Linked DNA regions of Homo sapiens: region 2 is linked to region 1. A link is a loop called in an ENCODE intact Hi-C map of the cell type or tissue named here. Cell type or tissue: sigmoid colon. All regions are shown on one strand. Each heading gives the region's core, and the rest is flanking DNA. Links, peaks and the distances in the headings are about the cores only. Region 1 has its middle 69 kb from the start of LINC02074. Region 2 overlaps LINC02074 (long intergenic non-protein coding RNA 2074).

Region 1 (11,514 bases), core at 2,112-10,111:
GGGACATGGATCTTAGCCCTGGCTCTGTCACTTAGTGAGTGTGCAACACTGGGCAATAAGCCACTCTGGGTCCCACGTGCTCATTTATAAAGGGATGTGAATGACACCTCCCTTGCAGGCTCACTGTGGAGATTAAATAAGAAATGCGAGGGAAATGCTGAGCACCAAGTAGACCCTCATGCAACATTAATTATTACAGTTGCTGCTCTGGGCAGGTCTGGTGCCCCGCTGGACTCAGAGAGCCCCTTAGCAGGGGGACAAGAAGCAAAACTGACACAGGTGAGTGAACCCGACAGGAGCTTGCAGGGACAAGGTGGGCAGTCTCCACGGGGGTCCGCAATGCCTTTTCCTCCTCCAGTGCTGCATCCCCGGGCTGTGCCCAATCCCCTGTACATATCACATCAAGATGATGCACAGAGATTCAGTTGAGAGCCATCTGTTAACAAATGGCAAAGCCCCTGGCGTCCTTGCCGACGTTTAATAATTTAGCGTAAGCTGCAGGATGAGGGCCGACTGGAGCTCTGACATCCATCTTAATAAAGTCCTTCTCCATCTCTCCTCAAGCTCAGGCCTGAGGGGCCAGGGGCTCCACCAAAACCTGCAGGTCCCCAGTCACCTCAGCCTCCCACTTGCAGGTGGGCAGAGATGCGGGGGTGGAGAAAGCAATTAATCCAGACACACACAAAGCCTGGTGCTCAGAGAGTTCCAGATGCACATGGAGCTGCCAGCAGGGACAGCTGTCCTGCAGCTTGGGCAGGAATGAAGTCAGAGTCTCCAAGAGGGTCCATTCTCACCAGGGGGTCCCGGCCACGGCATGGCCTGCCCTGCTTTCAGGCCAGAACCAGGAGGCCTCTTTTGCTAAAGTCAGAAGAGCAGCAGCAATAGCTACTTTTGATTGGCGGTTATTCCATGCCGGGCATTAGGCTGAGGTCTAAAATGATCTCATGTAATCCTCCCCCAGACCCTGAGAGAGAAGTATCCATATCCTTGTCGTATAGACAAGGAAACCGAGTCTATGAAAAGTAAAGTAACTTGTGCAGCTAACAGGTGGTAGAATGGGGGTTCGGCACTGGAACCCCAAATTCCTGCTCTTCTCCAGCTGGTAAGCTTAAGATTTTTCTCTGTTTACTAAGAAACTCAGAAAGGATTGCCTCTAGGGGTTTCTCTTTCTCTCCCTCCCTCTCCCCCTCTCTCCTTGTCTTTCTCTTTCCCTTCTTCCTTTCATTCATTCATTATTGCTCAAAAGCTGCTTATTAAACCAGGCACTTGGCTAGGAGCTGAGAACAAATACAAACTGTGCACTTTCCTGAGGAGCCTTCAGAAGCCCAGTGGACTGCTCTACCGGGGGCCTCTCAGGAGGAAATGAGCCAGAGCCTTCTCCATCCCCACCCTGAAAGCCTCTATTTAGGGATTCCCTCTTATGATCTAGGCCAAAAACGCTGGAGCCCACACCCCTAGGCAGAGCTGTGGGACAACAGCCACTGCTGCCTCTTCCCCCTGGAAATCTATACATCCAGCAAATTGTTGCTTACACTGTATCGGTCAGAGGATGACCCCAGGCGTGTGTATGGCTGATAATGGCAGGCCATGAAGTGGGTGCCATCTTCCCCAGCAGGTTGGTGAGCCTCAGGGCCATGTGCCTGGAACAGGGATGGAAAAAGCCAGGAAGTGATGCCTAGACCACTTCCTCCTCCCGACCCCTGCTACTCCCCCCACCATCCTCTCTGTGGTTTTGTGGCCCAAGTCCAAACGACAGAGACTTGGTGTTGGAGGGCAGCAAGCCTCAGGGATCGCTATATTTACTTGCAGGCAGTGGCTGGCATGTCTGTCTAGTGAAACCTGCAATTTCATTGTTTTCAGAGCACAAATGTGCTGAGAAAACACGTCTCCGATCGCCTTTCTTGCGCTTCCTGCTGCCGATTCCCCAGGGTCTTACAGAAGGCTGAGTCTTTTCTCTCCCTACACATACCAGGAGGATCACCTTATGTGGGCCACACACTCACCAAATGTGGCGTCTTCAGCCTCAGGTACAAGAAAGTCCAGTGGGCTCACCCTGCAGGGCAGGTGGAAGCACAGTCCTCGACTGTAACCCCCTCTGTGCAGGGCTGTATGTGCTTCCCCATTGCACCCAGCACTGTGCCCTGTCCTGCGAAAGGGCTCCAGGAGATGCTTGTCCAACGAATGAATGATGGAGTGGATGGCCTCTCCATGGTGCTCGTGGCTGTCCCTGGCCCATCCCTTCTTTTTCTAGCTGCATGGCCCTATTCTTACCTCCAAAATGGAGATAGAGGAGTACCTACTGGCTGGGTGTGGTGGCTCATGCCCGTAATCCCAGCACTTTGGGAGGCTGAGGCCGGCAGATCACCAGAGGCTGGGAGTTCAAGACCAGTCTGACCAACATGGTGAAACCCCGTCTCTACTAAAAATACAAAAAATTAACTGGGCATGGTGGCGCATGCCTGGCATCCCAGCTACTCAGGAGGCTGAGGCAAGAGGATCACTTGAACCTGGGAGGCGGAGGTTTCAGTGAGCCGAGATCATGCCATTGCACTCCAGCCTGGGCGACAAGAGCAAAACTCCATCTCAAAAAAAAAAAAAAAAAGGAGTACTTACCTCACAGTTTTTCCTGCAGATTAATTGAAATAATGTATGTTCAAGTACCTGGCTCAGGGTAGGTGGGTGCTCAGTGAACACCCTTGGGCCTCATCCATAGCTTGTGGTTTGTCTATACAGTGAACTTCTTTTTTTTTTGAGATGGTGTTTCACTCTTGTCACCCAGGCTGGAGTGCAATGGTGTGATCTCGGCTCACTGCAACCTCTGCCTCCCAAGTTCAAGCGATTCTCCTGCCTCAGCCTCCCGAGTAGCTGGGATTACAGGTGCCCACCACCATGCCCAGCTAATTTTTTGTATTTTTAGTAGAGAGGGGGTTTCACCATGTTGGCCAGGCTGGTCTCGAACTCCTGACCTCAAGTTATCCGCCCGCCTTGGCTTCCCAAAGTGTTGAGATTACAGGCGTGATCCACCACACCCGGCCCATACAGTGAACTTCTACTCAGCACCAAAACAGAACCAACTACTGATGCACAAAAGTGCCTGGATCCATCTTAAATGCAGGTGATTAAGTGAAAGACGCTGGAATCAAAGGGCTTCCCAGTGTATATGACATGATGGCAAAGGCCAAACTATAGGGAAAGAAAACAGATCAGTGGTGGCCAGGGGCTGGGAGTGGGAGGAGAGGTTGACCATAGAAGGTGCAAGGCAACTCTCTGGGGTGACAGAACTGTTCTGTGTCTTGCCTGTCTTGGTGGCCACACAACTGTATGCACTTGTGAAAACTCTCGGAGCCATTCCCTTTTAGAAAGCGTGAGTTTTACTGTATGGAACTTCTACTTTAATTAAAAGAAATGAAAAAATCTATGGACCTGAAACAATGAAAAATCCAAAAGAGCCTCTCTGGCCTTTGGAAGACTTCTGTGGTTGGCTGCGTCTTGATTTCTCTCATCATCTTTGGCTCAGAAGGCCACGGGCGGTGTTGGTATTTCCTGCTGATGGGAAGATGGAGTCCAGGACATGGCTTGGCTCAGATGAATACTTCTCCGGGGAAACATTGCCAAAGTGGAAAATTCACACCTGGATACCTGAGAGTTGGCTAATGAGGGCCCAGTGGTTCATGTCCGGGAAATAACTAATGGTAGCAGGATCATTGGGTTAAAAAAGCCTGCGTCCGTTAGGGAGAGGGGCAGCGTGCAGCAGAGGACACGGAGCTAATGTGGAGTGTGTGTTGGGGAGGGTGGTGAGTTCCCGGCCTGATGAATGGCTTCAGTCAAGTGGCAAACCCAAGAGCATAAAATTGCCTCCTGCAATAGGTCAGTTTCGGTTCCAGCAGGCGGCAAAGGTCCTGTTAGTGCCTCCGTCATTAAGCAATGTAGACACAGGTAATTTGCTTCACTCTTCAGATGCAAAGTTAAATGGCTCATCATTATCTTATTAATGAAATCAGAGGCTGAAAATGAAGCTGCACTAGCATTTCTCCACACCAGCACTTTCTGGAGGGGTCAGATGTTCATGGCCTCTGCGGTTGACTTCCTTGACACTTTCGCTGCCATTCGAAGAGCTCATTTGTTTGCTCTCGGTCTCCCTGGGCCTCTGGGCAGGCAGTGGCATTCGGAGCCTGGAGGCAGAAGCTCTGTTGCTGCTGAGTCAGTGAGGCTTCTTCTAAATCCCAGCCACTGGGTGGCTGCCTCGGCGCCTGGGCTGGGCTCCGGAAAGAGCCCTTTTTGCCTCATAGGACTAGTTGGTTTTGGAGGCATGAAGTTTAGGTTTGGCTAAAGAGAAGAGGGGCCACGTGTTGTGGGCGTCCTTTGCATGCTGCACACTGCTGCACAATTCACAGGTGTCATGTGAACCTTCTCATGGCAACCTTCCAACGCTGGCAGTATTCCTCTCTTGACTTGATAGCTGTGCCCGTTAGGGCTTGGAAAGGGGGTGTGCTCTGCTGCAAGTAACAACATACAGCTAGAACGGACTTAAATCATTTATTTCCTCACACAAGACTCTGGAGGCGAGTGCTCTGGGGTGGCTTCAGCAGTGTGGTGATGCCAGGGCTCTGGCCGGCCTCTTTGCAGTTTTCTCAGTCTTCCCTTTGCATTAAAAGATAGCAACAAGCCAGGTGCGGTGGCTCACACCTGTAATCCCAGCACTTTGGGAGGCTGAGGCAGGTGGATCATGAGGTCAAGAGTTTGAGACCAGCCTGGCCAAGATGGTGAAACCCCATCTCTGCTGAAAATACAAAAACTAGCCAGACATGGTGGCATGTGCCTGTAATCCCAGCTATTTGGGAGGCTGAGGCAAAGAATTGCTTGAACCTGGGAGGTGGAGGTTGCAGTGAGCCGAGATCGTGCCACTCCAGCCTGGGCGACAGAGCGAGATCCGTCTCAAAAAAAAAAAAAAAAGATGGCGGCAGCAGCCCCAAGCCTCTGTCTTCACCCATCCATGTGCACAGATAGCCAGGGGCAGCAAGGGCTGCCCCTTGCCTCCCTTCTCTCACTCTCTCCCTCGCTCTTTTAAATGAGGCAGGACAGTTCATTTCTGTAGACTTTCAACAGATTCCTTGGGTCTCATGGACCAGACTGGCCACATACTCATTCCCAGCCAAAAGGGGGCAGAGATGTGAGTCCCAGTCAAGTGGCAAACCCAAGGGCCTCTTCTTACGTCTTTTAGGGGATGAAGTTATTGGACCTTCCTTAATATTCACAGAGCATTTCCTTGCCTATATTTCTGGGCTTTACCTCCAGGTCAGATGCAATTGCCGAAGTCCTCACCGTCAGACTCACGGGGGTATCACTGAGCATGCGTGGCACTAAAGGCTGAGCCATCTCAGAGGCAGGGCTGTTGCTGAGCTTTAAGCAGCTTTGAGGAAGGAGAGGGAAGCAGATGGGACCAGTGAAAAACTCAGAAAATAAAAGGGGGGCCGGGCATGGTGGCACCTGCAATTCCAGCACTTTGGGAGGCTGAGACAGGCGGATCATGAGGTCAGGAGATCAAGACCATCCTGGCTAACATGGTGAAACCCCGTCTCTACTAAAAATACAAAAAAATTAGCTGGGCATGGTGGGACGTGCCTGTAATCTCAACTACTCAGGAGGCTGAGGCAGGAGAATCACTTGAACCTGGGAGGCAGAGGTTGCAGTGAACCAAGATTGTGCAACTACACTCCAGCCTGGACGACAGAGTAAGACTCCATCTCAAAAAAAAAAAAAAAAAAAAAAAGAAGAAGAAAGAAAGTGAATATTTACTTAGTACCTGCTCTGCCAGGCCAGATTCTTGGCACACCTCTGAGGAAAGCACTTTGGCCCCATTTACAGGTGATGAAACAGAAGCAAAGAGAAACTAAGTAACTTTCCAAAGGCTGCACAGCTGGCAAGGGGTAGAGCTGGAGGACTTGAAGCCATCTACATTAACTCCAACACCCTGGCATCCAGGCAGGCAGCGTGGCCCGATGGTCTGGTCCAGAACTAGGCATGACGGTAGTGTTGGATTCTCACTGTGCCTTAGCTCTCTGCTGAGCCAAGGCCAGCCTCAGTTTCCCCACCTGTGCAGAACTGGCCTGAGACTGTGCCTGATGTTTCCAGCTGTAACTCTTGCTGGCAAGGAGTTCTTCCCTGATACATGAGCAGACCACTTGGGGCTGTGGCTTCTCACTAGGAACCAGGTGGCTAGAATCTTTGGGTCACACGGTGCCGTGCTGCTGGCCTTGGGAATCAGGGCTGGGTACATCTACAGGGTGGGCTGCCTGTATGTGTAGAGAGGTACTGGCCAGAGCCCCAGGGAGTGTGGTCACTCAGGGGCCTTGGAGCAGTCCATTGCTGAAGGCCAGGTGATGCCCCCCATATCTGATGGAGGTCATTGGGAACCCTAGAGCCTGCCAGCAGGCTGTGACCTCTGGGACCCTCCTGGTATCACCCATTTGTCCATGGCTGGGTGCTCTTTGACTTCTGATTCCTGTTGCAGGGTCTTCTTGCTTGGTGAGCCTGGTGGTTGGCCAACAGCTCTGGCATTGTGGGACCCACACCAGCCAGGTTAGCCTCCCATCCGCTGGACATCATGGGAGTACTGAGCATCAGTTCCTCCTTAGTCTTGCAACAGGTGTGTCCTGAATGTGTGGTTATGAAACCTGCAACTATTTCCTGCATGAAAGATTCTTCCTTTTCCTCCCCTGGACTTCCCCCCATCCTTCCTCCCTGCCTCCCCTCCCCAAGAAAAGTGCGGGCAGCTTAGGGAGTGGAGGGAAGGGGTGGCTTTGTCAAACACAGTCTGGCCACATTCTACCTGGAGTAGGCCAGGCCTCTAAGAAGAACATCCAGGGCTCACACCAGTTTCTCATCCTTCTCTTTCCTCTCCCCATCTGAAAGAGAAAAGAGAGGGGACCCTAGAAATCTCAGAAGATTCCAGTCCTGCTTAGGATGATGAGCCAACAAGCCATATGACAGCTATTGTCATGTGACTCATCTCAGCCTCAGGTTTCTGTCCCACTGTGCCACCTGTGAGTCATTCCTGCGAAGCCTCCAGCTCTCCATGGAGAAGGCTTTGGGCTGCCAGCAACTCCCTCACTGAGTCATCTCGCACTGCAAGTGAGGTTTTTCATGACATCCTGCTTTCCACGCAGACTCTCGGAGGGCCCAGAGAGTGAGCTGAGTTGGGCTCATGCAGTTATTTTGGGTGGCTTGAGAGAGGGCTGAAGAGAATAATAAGAACGATAAATCACGTACAGTGGGCACTGCTCACGTGTCAGATACTGGGATTTGTACGGATAACCTCGTCTAATTGTTCTGTCTTATGAGGGAGAGTCTATTACTTAGACCATTTTAGAGATGAGGATGCTGAGACTGGGGGAGGCTAAGTAACCTGCCCAAGCTCCCACAATTAGCCAGGGTGGAGATGGGGTTTGAGCCTCCTTCCTCTGGTAACCACTGCATGGCTTTTTCCACAATACTAGTTGCCTTTTTAAAACATTTCCAACATTCAAAGCAAGCTCTCTGTTTTCAGGATGGAACGGTTCCCAGGGCGCTGGCACTTCCATTGGCAGCAGCAGAAGAACCAAAATAGGACACACCAAATGGATCTAATTTTGCCTGAACCTCGGTCTGCAAGGTTTGGGGGTACACCCTGGGGGAGGATCAGAGCTGGGTCCAGAGGGGCCTTTGCTCTCCCTCCTTGCTCCTTCTACCTTCACCCCATTTGACGAGCTGTGCCATGTCAGGGCTTGGCTCCATAGTGCTGGTTTTAAAAAGGCGCCTCACTCATAGCTATTCAGATTTCAGAAATAAATGCTCTACACCACTGATCAAAACGCCTGGAGTCAACAGAGCCGGTGACATCTTAAGAAATGCACCCGGTACTTAAGGCTTTCTTCTTAATTATACATGTTCAAATCATAGACAGATTTTCTCCTTCTGGTCCTGAATATCGGAGCTGCCAAATCCAATTGAATCATCTTCTTTTAAATGCATTTTGCAGTACGCGTTTCGCCGTTTTCCCAATTTCCATTGTAAACGAGCACCAGAATTGTGCTGAGGGCCCTTTTCTTACAGGCTGCATTATTCAACCAGCAAATGAAGAAAGGAAAGTGCTGATTGCAAAAGAATTAAAAAATGGTCCCGGGCGGCCTCTGGGTTTGGCTAGGGCTTGGGTGCAGCCAGGCCCAGGAACTATCTTTGTTAGGGGGTTTGGATCCTTTTACCCCATGCAGGGACAGAGAGAGGAAGGTGTTTCTCCTAGGAGGGCATGGCCATTCTGAATGAGCCGGCTCTGAGGCTGGCTTCCAGGGCTGGGCAGGCAGGAGAGCCGTGGATGTCTGCAGGCCTGTTGTCATTGTATCACCACTGTCGTCAGCGTACAAGCCACATACTGTAACTTCTGGGGCGTCCTGGTTCAGAAGCCTGGGGAATGTGGCTGTGGATCCCCCGGGGAATGCCTTCTGATGGGCTGTACTCACCATCAGTGCCCTTCTCCACCAGCTGTGCCCACTGGTTCCATCTCCCCTGGGGTGAGAATGGGAGGTGATGGACTCTTAGACTTAGGGTGGTGACAGTAGCTGGTGGTGGAGGAGCAAGCCAGGAACCCAATGCCTGGAAGTCTGCTGAGGTTTGTCTTCCATTTCTCGCTTTCCATTCTCTTTCTGCTCAGGCGGAACTCCATTGTCAGCACACACTGTGGTTCTTTGCCTGTGTGGTGTGGTCTGCGTTCTCCTTTCCAATCACTTTCCACTTGCTGATTTCACTAAAGGCCAAAGCCCAGTGCAGTTATCAGAGCAGAGGTCTTTGGGCCCATTTTACAGAGAAGAATGTGCCTTTGCATCAGACAGGGCTCTGGATCCCAGCTGTCCCCTTAGGCAAACCAATTAACGTCTCTATTCTGCAGGCTGCTAATCTGTAAAGTGGGGGTAGAGACGATGCAGAGATTAAATGGATTCGCCCTTGTAAGGCGCCCAGGGTAGTGCCTGGCAAAGAGTGAGTGCTCAATCAGTGTTAGCTCTTGTCACAAGCTCTTGGGACATCACACAGCGTGGTGGGGGCAGAGCTGAGGGTGGAGCCCAGCCGTCCTGCACTCAGGCAAGGCTCCTCGGCCCCGCATCCATTCACCTGCTCACATGTGCGCACCATTTCTCCTTCTGTTTCGCAGGATCATGATTTGCCATCTGGGCACAAGCTTAGGGAAGCTCTGGGAACAGCTCTACTCCCAGAAAGCTGGGTGAAAATCAACTAGACCCAGCAGGGAAGTCTCCGCGTTGATCAGTGGGGCCTTGCTGGGCTGCCCTCCCAGTCCCCACAGGTGTTCCAAGGAGGGGCCTGAACACCAGGCTCTGGAAAACCTGAGGATGATGTTGCTGGAGTTGGTGCCGGGGCTCGCTCTAGGACAGGCGTGGGCTCCTCCTCTCCACTGGTGAGTGCTGGCTCTTGCCTGCCCTGCTGCAACCTCTCGCCTCCATCCTGTTGTATGTAACCACCCTGAGGAGGCCTGGGCCCCACCCGCCGGCCAGCTCCCTGTCATAGCTGGGCCTTGGAAGCAGATGGTTTGGTGTCCTGTGTCATATCCTCCAGCTGACTTGGAATTTCAGCCCTAGCTGTGGTGGGCAGTGTCCAGGTACACTCACAAGCTCCCACGGCTGGCACCATCGCGTGCTTTCCTTTTATATTCTGGATTTTTCCTCCAGCTGCTGGGGTTGCCACCTGGAGTGCATGGCAGCCCAGAAATGCAGGGGAGCTGACATCCTTGGGGGTGGGAGGTGGTGGATGAATGTCTCAGCCTCCTGATCTTCTGGGGGGCGATTCCGAGGCCCATGCTGCCTGGTTCCCCAGCAGAACTGAGGTCAGTTGCCACAGCAGGGATGCTATTTGATGCACTCTCTGTTGGCTTCTCCTCATCCCTCACTCTTCCTGCTTCTGCACACCTGCTAATGGACATTCTACATTTTTTTTTTTTTTTTTTTTTGAGACAGAATCTCCCTCTGTCGCCCAGGCTGAAGTGCAGTGGTGTGATCTCAGCTCAATGCAACCTCTACCTCCTGGGTTCAAGCCATTTTCCTGGTGCAGCTTCCTGAGTAGCTGGGATTACAGGCTCCTGCCACCACAACAGGCTAATTTTTATATTTTCAGTAGAGAAGGGGTTTCGCCATGTTGGCCAGGCTGGTCTCGAACTCCTGACCTCAGGTGATCTGCCTGCCTCAGCCTCCCAAAGTACTGGGATGACAGGCATAAGCCACCATGCCCGGCCCATTCTATGTTGTTTAATCCACATTTTTTGTTTGCTTGATTCAAGGGCAGAGAAAAGTAAAAGCTGAGACTTTAATAAACTCGAAAAGTTACATAGTAAGTAGCAGAACCAGGAACTTAACTAGCTCTGATTTAGCTCTTTTATATTTAACCACCTCAGGGCAGCACCACTGAACTACTCTACACTTAAGGACCAGGCTGATCCTGCTGGGTCTGAACTGCTACCAAGTTGCCCCCACTGGGTCACTCTCTCCTCACCTCCCCAGCTAAGTAGATGTCAGCCAGGGCTTAGGCTTGAGACATTGGCATGAGTATCTCTTTCTCTACATTTATTATTTAAAAACACATGCACAGTTGCAGAGAGGGAGCAATCGAGCCCTGAGGTTGTGGTTTTTTCAGGGGTATGTGACTTCCATCCCTCCATCCCCCATATCACCTCATCCAGAGCCTTGCACATAGCAGGGTTCGATGTGTCTGTCAAATGATTGAACGTAGTAGTCACAGCTGATCAGAGGGCTGGGGGAGCCCTGTGAAGCACCCCCAAACCTGCCCTGAAAGCAGTGGGCAGGCTCAGCTACATAGTTGGTAGAGCCCAATTTAAAATGGGGCCGGGTGTGGTGGCTCACGCCTGTAATCCCAGGACTTTAGGAGGCCGAGGTGGGAGGATCACTTGAGGTCAGGAATTTGAGACCAGCCTGGCCAACATAGTGAAACCCTGACTCTACTAAAAAAAAATAAAAAAATTAGCTGGGCATGATGGCACACGCCTGAAGTCCCAGCTACCTGGGAGGCTAAGGCGGGAGAATCGCTTGAACCTGGGAGGCAGAGGTTGCAGTAAGCTGAGATTGGGCCACTGCATTCCAGCCTGGGCAATAGAGTGAGACTTGGTCTCAATAAAAACCAACAAACAAAACAAAACAAAAAAACAAAAATAAAAGATAAATAAAATGAAAATGTAGGGATCCTTACTCAAAAAGGAAAAAAAAAGCTTGTTCCTTTCTCTTACTGTCTTTCTCTTCTACCCATCATGATGTTTATATTTGTTGTAAGTTTCCCTCCTTCAGTATGGGGATATCTGTGGGGTGACTGCAGATGCCCACAGATGCTTGGGGCCCCACTTCACAATTTGGTCCATGGGGTACACACCTCCGCAATGACCCTCTGGCACCCCAGTTTGCCACAGGGGGATGGCAGGGCAGCAGCAGTTGCTGGAGGAGGTGGAGTTAGCAGCTGAGAATCATC
Region 2 (11,514 bases), core at 1,692-9,691, 60 kb before region 1:
TGTTGGCCAGGCTGGTCTCGAACTCCTGACCTCAGGTGATCTACCTGCCTCGGCCTCCCAAAGTGCTGGGATTACAGGTGTGAGCCATCACACCTGGCCCATCCTGAATTTTCATCTGCTAAACGTAGCAACCCTAAGGACTGGTGACTTCCCAGCGTTGGGGCAGCTGCAGCTCTTCCCAGCTCCACTCTGAAGAGCTGGGGACCAGCCTGCCTTCCGGTCTCACCAGGAGCAAGGGAGATGCCAAGCTCCTTGGATGCTTCTCTGAGGAGACTGCGAATCCACAATAAAGGAAGCGTCCTTGGTAATGGGGAGATTTACCATCTGAAGGGCACCCCTCCCACTCGTAGGGGTGATTAGTTCCTAAGCACTTTTCTTGCAAGTGCTCTGTTTGTTCAGGGACACAGGAGGAGGCCCCCATCAATTCTTTCTCGTTCCCACCGCCCCCTGTCCCCCAGAGATTGAGAGTCAGGAGGTGATCTTCCCTCTCGCTTCCATTACTTTAGCACCTGAGTTACTGAGCCATTATCCCTTTAAGAGTTCTTTATTCGACCTCAGGCAACAAAATCCAAGGAGCTGCAGAAGCGCTTCCCTCTGCTCCGGGGCAGTACCTGCCCACTGGACTCGCCATTCATTTAGCTCTTTTATGGGCTGCCTCTGTGGCTCATGGCTAAACAACCTTGGGTGAGACCTTAAACTCCCCGAGATTTATTTTCCTAATCTGTAAAATAAGGTGGTTGAAATAGGTGCTCTCTAAGGTCCCTCATTTTCTGTGATTTCTTGCAGCCAATCTGGAGACAAAGCCCCCCATCCCAACATAATAGAGTTAAAAGGCCATGGCCCAGCCCAAGGGGCCATCAACTTTCTCCAGCTCACCTCCCCAAACCTTCACCCACCTCATCATGCAAAGCCAGCAACTCAGGAGGTGGGAAATTGACAAAGTTAATAGAAGACAGGAAAGGACAGAGTTGGGTTGAGATTCCCTCATTCAATGAGCAACGTGCATGAGGAATTGATTTCCCCCACCTCCTGTTTACTATGGTTTTTTTCCCCCTCTGGTGCAGGGAAGAAAGGCTTTGCATCAAGATGAGTCCTTCCACAGTGAGACTGCAACTTACCCAACATGTTTATTATTTCGGGAGCCCGAACACCTGTCGCAATAACTTGATTCCCTTGCCCTTGCTTTTCTTTGGCTTGTTTCTTTTTTCCTGTAGACAAACAGTTTCAGAGGAAGATCAATTCCTCCTCAGTTGTAGGTTCAGGGTTCTGTGGAGGTCTCGGGGAGGGGCCAAGGTCTCAGCAGGCCTGCTGTGGTGGGAAAGCTGCTGGTGCCTCTGTCTCTCCAGAGGGGCACTTTATTGACCGAGGACGTGAGCCTCCCAGCCAGGAGTCCAAATGGCTGAGGAGCCCCAGCGACACCTTTGCAGGCTGGGGTACCAGCAGCTCCTGCTCATGCCTTGGTCTCTGAGTAATCAAGATGGCTGGTGTGGGGGAAGGGAGAGCAGGTGGCTCTGATAAGGATGAAACAAAATGAATGTGTTTTCAAAGTTTCCCCCAGGCCCCAGCAGGATTCTGCAAAATTGTAATCCTATTTTGTAAATGGAATTGCCTTCTCTTTTTTAACCCATTGGAGATGCAAAGCCAGCTGCTCTCTCTCTGTCTTAATGCAACCGGTGAGAGTGGGGAGGCTAAGCTGTCGATTAGTCCCGGCACGTGGATGAGGTAAGGGAGCTACAGCGCGGTGAGGGCCCCAGAAACCTGTGCTGTTTGTCTCTGAAGCTTGGACGAGTCGATGCCCAAACCAGTGGTCAGTTCATACAATTCGGAATTAGACTTGGCAGACCCAGTGGGACACTGTGAGGCAGAGAGAACTGGTGGCTTCTCTGAATCTGTTCTGAGTCTTTTCTGACCAAGGGTCTGGGCTGATGTTCTTGGGACAGAGACTGGGGCCACCCACAACTGTTGCATTTCCAAAGGTGACAAGGGGACCTCAGCCAAACACCTGGCAGCAGAGCCTTAGCATGGGGACTGGACCTTACCCCAGGCACTGGAGCTGCTGGATGATGTGAAGGCTGGGCACAGTGGCTCACACCTCTAATCTCAGCCCTTTGGGAAGCTGAGACAGGCGGATAACTTGAGAACAGGAGTTTGAGTCCAGCCTGGGCAACATGGGAAAACCCTATCTCTACAAAAAATTAAAAAAAAAAAAAAAAAAAAAAGCTGGGCCTGGTGGCACGCACCTGTAGTCTCAGCTACTAGGGAGGCTGAGGTGGGAGGATCATTTGAGCCCAGGAGTTCAAGACCAGCCTGGGAACATGGCTAAACCCTGTCTCTACAAAAAATACAAGAATTAGCCAGGTGTGGTGGTGCATGCCTGTGGTCCTAGCTACCCGGGAGGCGGAGGCAGGAGGATCGCTGGAGCCCAGAAGGTCAAGGGTGCAGTGAGCTGTGATTGCACCACTGCACTCCAGCCTTGGTGACAGAGTTGGACCCTGTCTCAAAAAAGATGTTAAACCGGGCACAGCGTGATGGCATGTGTGTCTTAGATGCCTTTGCTGGCCAACTGGAGGTGGGGGTGGGTGGCTGGGACTGCAGGAAGGAAGACCAGGTGGCAGCGCTGTGGGAACCCAGCTCAGAGTGATGATGGTGGCCTTGGCCAGCGTCGCCCAAGAGCAGAGCATGAGCTCTAGGCCCGTTAAGGATGGTGGGTCATGGCTGGGTGGTGTCTGCTTGGGCACTGGGTGGGTGACAGTGTCATCCACGATGGTAGGGAGTGCAGAGGAGGAGTCCGTTTGGTGAGTGGAATTTGTGACGTCCCGCATTTGAGGTCCCTGGAACTCAGCGGCAAGGTCTGGACACGTGTCGTCGCGGGCACAGAAGGTGCGGCACGAAGACCAGCTCTTATCCAGAGGCAGAGGAAGAGGACCATCAAATTGGAGCAATTTTGATGACACATTCATTAAAATTTGTTGAATTGTACACTTAAAGTGGTGAATATTATGATGTTTAAGTTATACCTCATTAAGGTTGCTTTTTTTTTTTTCTTTCAAAGAAAGACAACGAGGAGGGAGCAGCTAGAGGGGTGGAAATGGGATCACGTGACCTTGCGAGAAGCAGGGAGAGAGAACACTGCGTCTGCTCCCTTTTAGAACAGGTGAGTGGGGTCAAAGGGCTGGAAGGTTCTGTTCTACCCAGCAGCTGGCAGCTGCCATGACCCCTGGCCAGGCAGTCTCAGGGAGGAGGTGAGAGCAGGAACTTGATCACGGTAGACTTGGGAGGCTTGGCAGGGGGTCAGATTGGGTCTCCTTCGGGATTCTTAAGTCATTTCCTAGACCTTTGCCATCTCCTGCCCTCAAAGATTGAGCTCAGGAAAGCAGAGTGAATTACTGGTGTTCAATAATTCACCAATAATTAGGGATACCACTGGCTGGAGTTTGGGGACTCTTAGGACTAATTGTGACGAGCAGTACCAGGTGTCAAAAGCTATTTATTTTTTAATTGTAATTTTTAGTTGTGGAGTACATGGGCAGGATGTGCAGGTTTGTTATGTAGGTAAATGTGTGCCATGGTGGTTTGCTGCACCTGTCAACCCACCACCTAGATATTAAGCCCAGCATGCATTGGCTATTTTCTTTTTAGCTATGTTTCCTAATGCTCTCTCTTTCCCCATCCCAACTCCCAACAGGCCCCCCCCCCCCCCGCCCATGTCCATGTGTTCTCATTGTTCAGCTTCCACTTGTGAGAACATGCGGTATTTGGTTTTCTGCTCCTACATTCGTTTGCTGAGAATAACAGCTTCCAGCTTCATCCATGTCCCTGCAAAGGACATGATCTCATTCCTTTTTATGACTGCATAGTATTCCATGGTGTATACGTACCCCATTTGTCAAAAGCTATTAAAAAAAAAAAACGTAATTCATAGGACAAGGGTTGTCATTGCACAGAGAGGGGGATGACTTGTTAGTGGGCCAGGTGCGCACCCTGGCTTGTCCCTCATCTCCAACCGGTGCCCTGACAGCCCTGCGTGATCAGGCAGGAAAAGAAGGGCTGGGGACAGCTGGAGCTTTCTCTGGGGGCTGCTGTTGTGGGGAGGAGGTGCCACTGCGTGGCTTAAATAGGTGCTGGGGGACAGTATTCACAGGCTGTCCTCTCAGGCATCTCTTCCTTCCCCTTTCCATTCTTCGAGGCTCCAAAGTCTTTTCTGAACTTCTTCAGTGAGTCAAGGCTGGGTATAATCTACAGCTGGAATGAGGTCTTTTCTGGGAAGCCACAGGGTGTGGGGCTGAGTGAGGAACAGAGCACCTGCCTGGCTTCCAGAAGAGACTTTGCCCAAGACCAAAAGCGACCTGGGGCTCCATGGAGCTTGAGGTGAGGTAGCCCAATTTCCCAAAGGTCATTTTCCTGAAATCCAGTGCACCCCATGGCCAGTCCTCCAAAGGGTCCATTTGCTGAATTTACTTGCTGCCTTCAACTCTTCATTTTTGTTGACTGGTTTTCATTTTGTCTTCATAACAGCATTTTAAGGGATTGACCTACAGCTGATAAGAGGTGCTTTAGGTTGTTAGGCCCGGAGGCTGACACAGGCTATTTCATGTAATGGGGTTTATGGACAGACAAGGCAATACGAAGACAGAAACCTCATGGGGATCTGGGAGCAGCCAGACTGTCAGGAAAGAACAGGAAGAGAAATGCAGCCAGCATCCTGGAGACTGGGATGAAGGTCATTTGGGATCATGGCAGCTCCAGGAGCCAGGTGTCCTTGCCACCCAACAGCTAGGCTGCATCCTGGTCCTTACCGATGAGTGAACACATCTGTGGCAGCTTGACCAGGTGGCTGTTGGGTTGCGTGCAACACGAGGGCAGGAACTCTGTCCCATTCCTTACTGTGTCCCCAGTGCCTGGCATGCAGCAGGTGCTCCAGGATGTTGGCGTACATGAAACTTGCCACTTCCTCTCTTGGGCTCTTCCCCTGTATTCTGAGGTTAGTTCCGATTCACATCTGCCTGTCAGGGCAACAGCACTTACATTCTTCTGCAAAGCCTCCTTGCATCCCAGGAAGTGGACAGGTGGGGACAGCCACAGTCATCCTGGAGGCTCCTGCTTCCTCTCCACCAAGCCCAAGCCCCTAGAGTTTCCTGGGCAGACCCAGGATGCCAGGACGCTGTGGAAAAGTACTCCATCCCCGCTACCACCCCTGGGCCCCTGCCCCCGGGGTAGTCTGTCTGCAGCAGCCCTGCTGGGTTTAAGTTCTTTTTCTGAGAAATAGAGGTGGCTTTGCCCCTCAGGAGGCTGGTACCTTTGGAGCCCTGATGCCCTCTACCCACCAGCCACTAGATAATGGGAAATCATTTCTGGTGGGAGGAAGCAGCATGGGGCCTTCTGTGCATTGGAGTTGTTGCTGCGTAACTGCAGCAAAGGGAAATGTAGGGCAGTAACCCTTCTGGCTCGCCACTCATGCTGTTGAGAGCAGCATCAACCAGAAAATACCCGCTAATGGCCTTCACCCAATCTCCTTCTAGATAATGATAAATTATGTGTATTTTTAGTTTGGAATTGAATTTCATCTCTCCATTGCTGGTGTTTTTCAGGTGTCTTTTTTCCTTCTCCCTCAGGGTTGGAAAACTAGACGTTTGTGCATTTACTGTGTGCATTTATTCCTGGCCAAAAATTGACATATGGACTCATTAATTCCTTTACACTTGTTCTCACCACCCCTCAAACACACATCTGGCTGGACCAGGAAGGGAGCTGTATCTAAGAGGGCTCTTCTGAAGGCATCCTGCAGACCTGGGGAACAGGTGTGTCCTGGAAGCAGGAGACTGGCCCCTCTCAGTGACCATTGGTTCCCACACTTGTGTGTGCCCCCAAGTTCCCAAGTCAGTAGGTTGGGATAGAACGCAAGAAGGTGCATTTCTAAGGAGCTCCTAGGTGATATTGAGGCTGCCAGGTCAGGGGACTGCACTCTGAGAACCAGTGGCCTAAATCCTTCCTCCTGAAAGTGTGGTCCTAGAACCAGCAGCATCAGTATCACTGGGGAGCTTGTTATAGATGAAGACTCTGGGCCCTCACCCCAGTCTAATAAAAGTTTTCATTTTAACACAATCCCAGGTGATTTGAATGAATATTAGTTTCAGAAACACTGGCCTAAACGATTTCTCAAAACTCAGCCCAGTGGCCTCGACCTTGGCTGAAAGATTAGAATCGTAGGGAGATTTTAACATTTCTGTAAGCCCAGGCTGCACCCCAGACCAGTTAAGCCAGCATTTCTGGGGCTGAAGCGCAGGTATCTGTTTTTAAAAAGCTTCCTAAGTGATTCCATGTGCGGTGACATCTGAGAACCACTGTTCAGGCTGGAGGAATCAAATCAGAAACATACCTCACCCAACCCTGACCTTGAACGGAGAAGGGCAGAGTTCTTCCATGGCCACTCATCCATACCCGGTTTTTGGCCCAGAGAGAGTTCAGCCTTGCTTGACCCCAGTGGTTGCCCATCTTTCCAGTGTGCCTTGCATGGGTTTTGGGAGCCCAGTGGCTGCAGCAGAGCATCCTTCTCTCTGATTTCAGTTTAGCCAACTGCGGCAGGTGGGGAGTGGGAGAAACAGCCAGGATTGGCCAAGCCAGCCTTTGCTCACCTCATTGGCCTAATTAGAGCAGGGCTCATGTACAGTTCTGGAATTTCACTACATAAGTCCTTTTGAATTAAATCTGGAATGTCAAATACCGAGTGAACCTACTAGGACTCTCCCCATCCTGTGTCCATGGCAGACATCACCAATTGATCAGCGTACTCTTTCTCATTGAGCCCAGAGGTGGCTTCAGAAGACTTTCCTAGTCTTCCCGGGGTGCTCTAGGCAGCCGGGGCCAGCTAGACCGGGCATGGGAGATGGAAGTTACTTGCCTTCCCAGGTCGAAAACATCAGCCCCTGTCACAGGAAGACACACCTGGGGCGAGAGTATCAAGTTCTTGTTGAGTGATTCATACTCTAGTAATACACACTCTAGTATGAATTACTTACCTGTTCCTTTCCAGGGTTAACCTAGAGCAGGTTTCTAAGTGGGCAGGAAGGAGGTGGTAGGGAGAGGTCTGAAAGGTGAGATGCTGTCCTGGGAGGCAGGGCTGGGGAAGCTCAAGTCAGCACCGGGTTTTGGGGGAAAAGAGGATCCCTTCTTCTTTGTCTTCTCCTCCTCTTGCCTCCAGTGCTAGAAGGTTTTGGCTGAGAAGACCCAAGGGTGAAATTCTCTTATCCCCTTCTCTGTACTTGAGGCTGGGGCTCAGTCTGACAATTTGGGGAAGGCTCTTTCCTCTTCTGTCATGCATTTCATTGTGGCCAGTTCTCAGACTCAGCCAGGATGGTATGGATGTGCAGAAAACAAGCGGGGTTGGTGGGGTGGAGATCCCCGTGCAGAGCCTGGCGTCCTGGGCCGGAAGCACCCTGGGGACTGTCGAGTGGATGACAGCCGGACACTGCGAGGCCAGCTAGAGGCACTATTCTATCCAGCTGCGGGGTGAGGTGAGGAGTGTGTGGAGGAGGAAGGACCGGCAGGGCCCCTCCTCCAATCCTGATCTTAACTCCTCCCGAGTGGACCTGAGGAAAAGGAAATGACATGAGAAGAAAGCAAAGAACAGATACTGGAGTGTGTCCTCCAGAGCAGCGGGAGCCTGCTCAGTAGAGTAGTGTGGCAAGCAGGTAGAACACAGCACCTGAGCTTACAGGCAGGAGAGGATATGACTTTCAGGAGGAGAAGGAAAGAAGAAAATAAAGGAGATGAGCATGAAGAGGCTTCTCCTCCAGGGCTGTGCGTTTATTCATCCACGAATGCAATACTTCTTATCAAACACCTACTCCACAAAAGGCTGGAAGCTGCTTAGCCCTTTCCCGTGTGGAGGAGTCCACTCTGTAGGAGAGGAGTGGCTTGCAGGTCATCTTGGTGCCATAGAGCTTGGGGGCAGAGGAGGTCTCACCAGCTCGAAACACAAGAGGCACTTGTAGCCTGGGAGGATGATGGAGACCCTCAGGAGACTGGTTCAGCCAAGAGCTTGGTCTTCAGAAAAGTGACAAAGCCTGGTCCCTACTTGCCCCAGTGCAGATGGAAGGCAGCCAGTTGGATGTGTGCTCAGTAGCAGACCCTCAAGGTCAAAGGATGCTAAACTAATGGAGCTTGGAACGTCCTCCAAATAGTCTGCCAAGTCACGGGGAGCTGCAGAGGAAGGGAGGTTAGGCACAAGCAGCCCTAATTGCATTTCATGACCTGATATTCATGCCGCAGAGGATGCTGGCCACTGCTGGCTGCCTGCTTCACTTCTCACCCCTTCATTCCCCTCCCCTGCCAGGCAGGCCTAGCAAGCTCTGAACTGCCCCTTTGCAGCTGGGGAGATCAAACGGAGAAGTGGACCCTGACCTCTTTGTCTAAGAGCCTTCCTTCCTTCCTTCCATATTCTATTCGTGGGCTTTGGGGAAGAGGTTGGCAGTCTCAGGCTCCATGAGTGTCCCCTGCAAGAGTGAAGGGCAGCAGCATGAAAAGGCTGGGCTGTGGGTCTTTGAGAAATGGTCGGAAGGAATTTAGGTGGGTGAAGAAGAGCCTCGCCTGTCTTCCTGGTTTTGTCCCTGGCATCTGAAAGGTACCCCCAGCTTTTCTGGCAGTTAAGAGTAGGAACGAAGTGTGGGATTGTTTTGTTTCATTGTGTGGCTGTGCAAGTGGAGCTTTGGATCTCTATGAGCAGTTTGACAGTGTATACATGTGTGCATGCATGTTTGTGTATGTATATATGTGCATGTGTATATGTGCACATGTGTAAGTGCATACATGCCTGTGCGTGTGTGTGTTCTGGAATACCTGTTTATCTGCCGTACTTGAGAATGTGTGTTGGGGTGAAGCTCTCTGCACGGACCAGGTCCTATGAATCTGTAACAGAGGAGAGGTCACCTCCGGAAGTAGAAATAGGCTACAGTCCTCATGGGAGGGGACATATTTAGAAGCTGGAGTTATTTTTCCATCCCTTAGGTGTGGAGCTCAGTGTTGCCCTGCACGGCCCCACTGAATGACCCTTTCCCTGAGAAGAAACTGACACCAGGAGAGGCTGCCATAAACTGAGGATGGGTTTAGTGAGGTGGTCCCGCTAAGAGGTGAGGCAGGGGGCTTGATGACCTCTGATGAGCCCCAGCTCACATGGACAGCCCCATCCATGTCCTGGACCTCTGCAGCCTGGCCCAGGCTCCCCTCATGTCCTAGCACCATCCTAGCCCCAGCACTCATGGACGGAGGCTTTGCTGACTTTCAGTGACCTTGACTCCTCACCCTCCCCACTTACATAGAGAGGCTTCTGCACTGCATGGTCTGTCTTTGCCACTCCAGAGCCAGCCTTTAAAATGACCTGCTTCATCTCTGCCGTGATGGGAGTCTGAGGGGTTGAGAAGCGATACCTTCCATTTCTACTTTTGATGACAGTGCCAAATGCGGTGACGCGCCCACCTCTCCCCGTACCCCACCCTATTTCATCCCTCAGAGTCCCCAGAAGCCCCTTCTCCCTCCTGCTCCCAGGGCTCCTGCCTGCCCTTCCCTGGCTGCCAGCAAAGCCCATCCTGCCTGGATGGATGGACCTGTTTGCTGGGGAGAGTATTTATTTCAAGAGGCATTTCACCTCGGCTTGGATGTGCTTGGCTTATTACCCATAAATATCAACTAACAGAAAAGGGATGGTGTCTGAAAGGAGAAGTGGATGTTTTGGAGGGAGACCAAGAGCAGACAGATTCCCAGGGGAATGAGGGAACCGTTCACGTGGCCTCTTCAGTGCCATCCAAAGGGACCCCGGATGTGCCCTGCCACTGAGCCAGGCCTGGCTGTAGCAGTGGGTCCACTACACAAGACCTGTGCCCTCCAGGACCTGGGTCTCTTGGAGCTAGATCCTAAGCCAAAATCCAGCCGGGGGCAATGGGACAGGCTAGGGGGTATGCGGAGGGCCTGGTTAGGAACCAGGGTTGAGGGACTGTGGCTTGCAGGGGTTTCATGGCAGAGACGACTGTTGGAAAGGTCTTGTTGATTGAGCGGAGGAGGGGAAGGGCATTCCAGGAGGGAGAAGAGCAAAGGCATAGGGGCCCACTGAGGAGGGCCAGGAGGCCTGCAGGGGGAAGGAAGGGTGGATGAAGAGCCGAGCATAGGGAGGGGGTAGAAAATGCCCACAGGCAGTGAAAGGCTTTGATGTCTGGGTTTCCAAACCACGCAGGGGAGTTAAAGTGGCTTTCCTTTTTGGACTCTGGGGAGTGAGCTTTGAGGGTGGTAATGATCCGAGGTTCCCTGCCTCAGCCAGGACAGATCATGCAGCTGACAAGGCAGACCCTGCCCAGGGATCGCTCTCCTCTGATTTCACGTGGGAGTCCACCATCTCCCAGCTGTGATCTCTGCAGGAGGGAAATGGAGTCGACCTCGTCGACCTGTCCCTGAGTGGGCAGCTCTGTGCTGGGTGCCATTTGATCTCTCCTGGTGTCCCCTGGGTGGCCCTCGAGGCAGGCATGTTGACTTCCACCAAGCAGGTGGAGAGAAGGACTCAGAGAGGGTGCAGAGATGGTCTGGGGGTGCACAGTTGCAACCACAGTCTAGGAATTCTCAGGCAGGGCGACGGGACAGGGACACCTTCATTGAGGATGTGCTTTTGGCTGCCAGGCAGTTTAGAGACACCTTCTTCTCTCTCCTTGCTTTCCCTGGGCATTTTCTCTGGAGGCCTTAGAAACAAGACAGAATCTTTCCCACTGGGATGCTCAGGCTAAGGTGATCCTGCCTGGAGGGGAGTGGAGGGGACAGTGTGAGACTTTCCCAGCCAGGAGGGAGATGCAGCCAGGTGGCCCCGTGTCCCCTGTGGAGCCAGGGGAGCAAACCCACAATGTGCTCTCAGTAAGGCCTGTGTGGAGGCAGTGGGGGGTACCATCTGGACCTTCAAAGAGACTACGTGACGGAGGAGTGTGTGTGTGAGAGTATGTAAGAGCATATGTGAGAAAGCGTGTGAACGTGAGCACGTGTGTGTGTGCAAATGTGTGTGAGCGTATGTGTGAGTGGGACCATATGTGAGTGCGTGTGTGTGTGTGAGCAAGTGTGTGAATGTGTGTGAATGTGAGACAACATCTGAGTATGTGTGAGACTGAGTCAGAGTGTGGGTGAGAGCATACGTGACTGAATGTGTGTGTGTGAATGTGCATGTGTGAGTGAATGTGTGAAAGTGAATGAAAGTGGTCTGAGTGAGTGCGTGTGAGAATGAATGTGTCTGAGTGTTAGTATGTGTGGGTGAATTGTGAAAGTGTTGCATGTGTAAGTGTGCATCTGCATGAATGTGTCTGTAAATTGTGTGTGTCAGTGTGAGTGCATCTGTTTGAATAGGCGCCCATGTGTCTGTATCTGAAGGAATAAGCACGTGTATGAGTGTGTCTGGTGAGCATGAGAGTGTGTGAGTGCGTCTGTGTATGTCAGTGTGTTGATTGTGTGCAAATATGTCTACAAGTGTGAGTGCGTTTGTGAGGGTATGGT

Evidence for each region. Peaks named below come from ENCODE experiments on the same cell type or tissue, not always from the same donor. Only the 100,000 strongest peaks of a DNase experiment are listed, where the experiment ranks them.
Region 2: a loop joins it to region 1, with 4 times the contacts of the local background. A loop is called at or near these places in 2 of 110 quality-filtered maps.

Annotation. Positions count from the first base shown.
Region 1 is chr17:74,038,507-74,050,020 of GRCh38, reverse strand. No RefSeq gene overlaps it. Among named protein-coding and RNA genes, the nearest start is that of LINC02074, 69 kb to the left of the region's middle. RefSeq lists an enhancer at 8,356-8,856. In sigmoid colon, for the core only: no CTCF peak of the experiment used is centred there; a DNase peak (open chromatin) is centred at 7,090.
Region 2 is chr17:74,098,520-74,110,033 of GRCh38, reverse strand. It overlaps LINC02074 (long intergenic non-protein coding RNA 2074), which reads left to right. Exons shown (of 5, transcript NR_184085.1): 2 at 3,053-3,154. Among named protein-coding and RNA genes, the nearest start is that of LINC02074, 8.6 kb to the left of the region's middle. In sigmoid colon, for the core only: no CTCF peak of the experiment used is centred there; no DNase peak of the experiment used is centred there; H3K27me3 peaks cover 3,441 bases.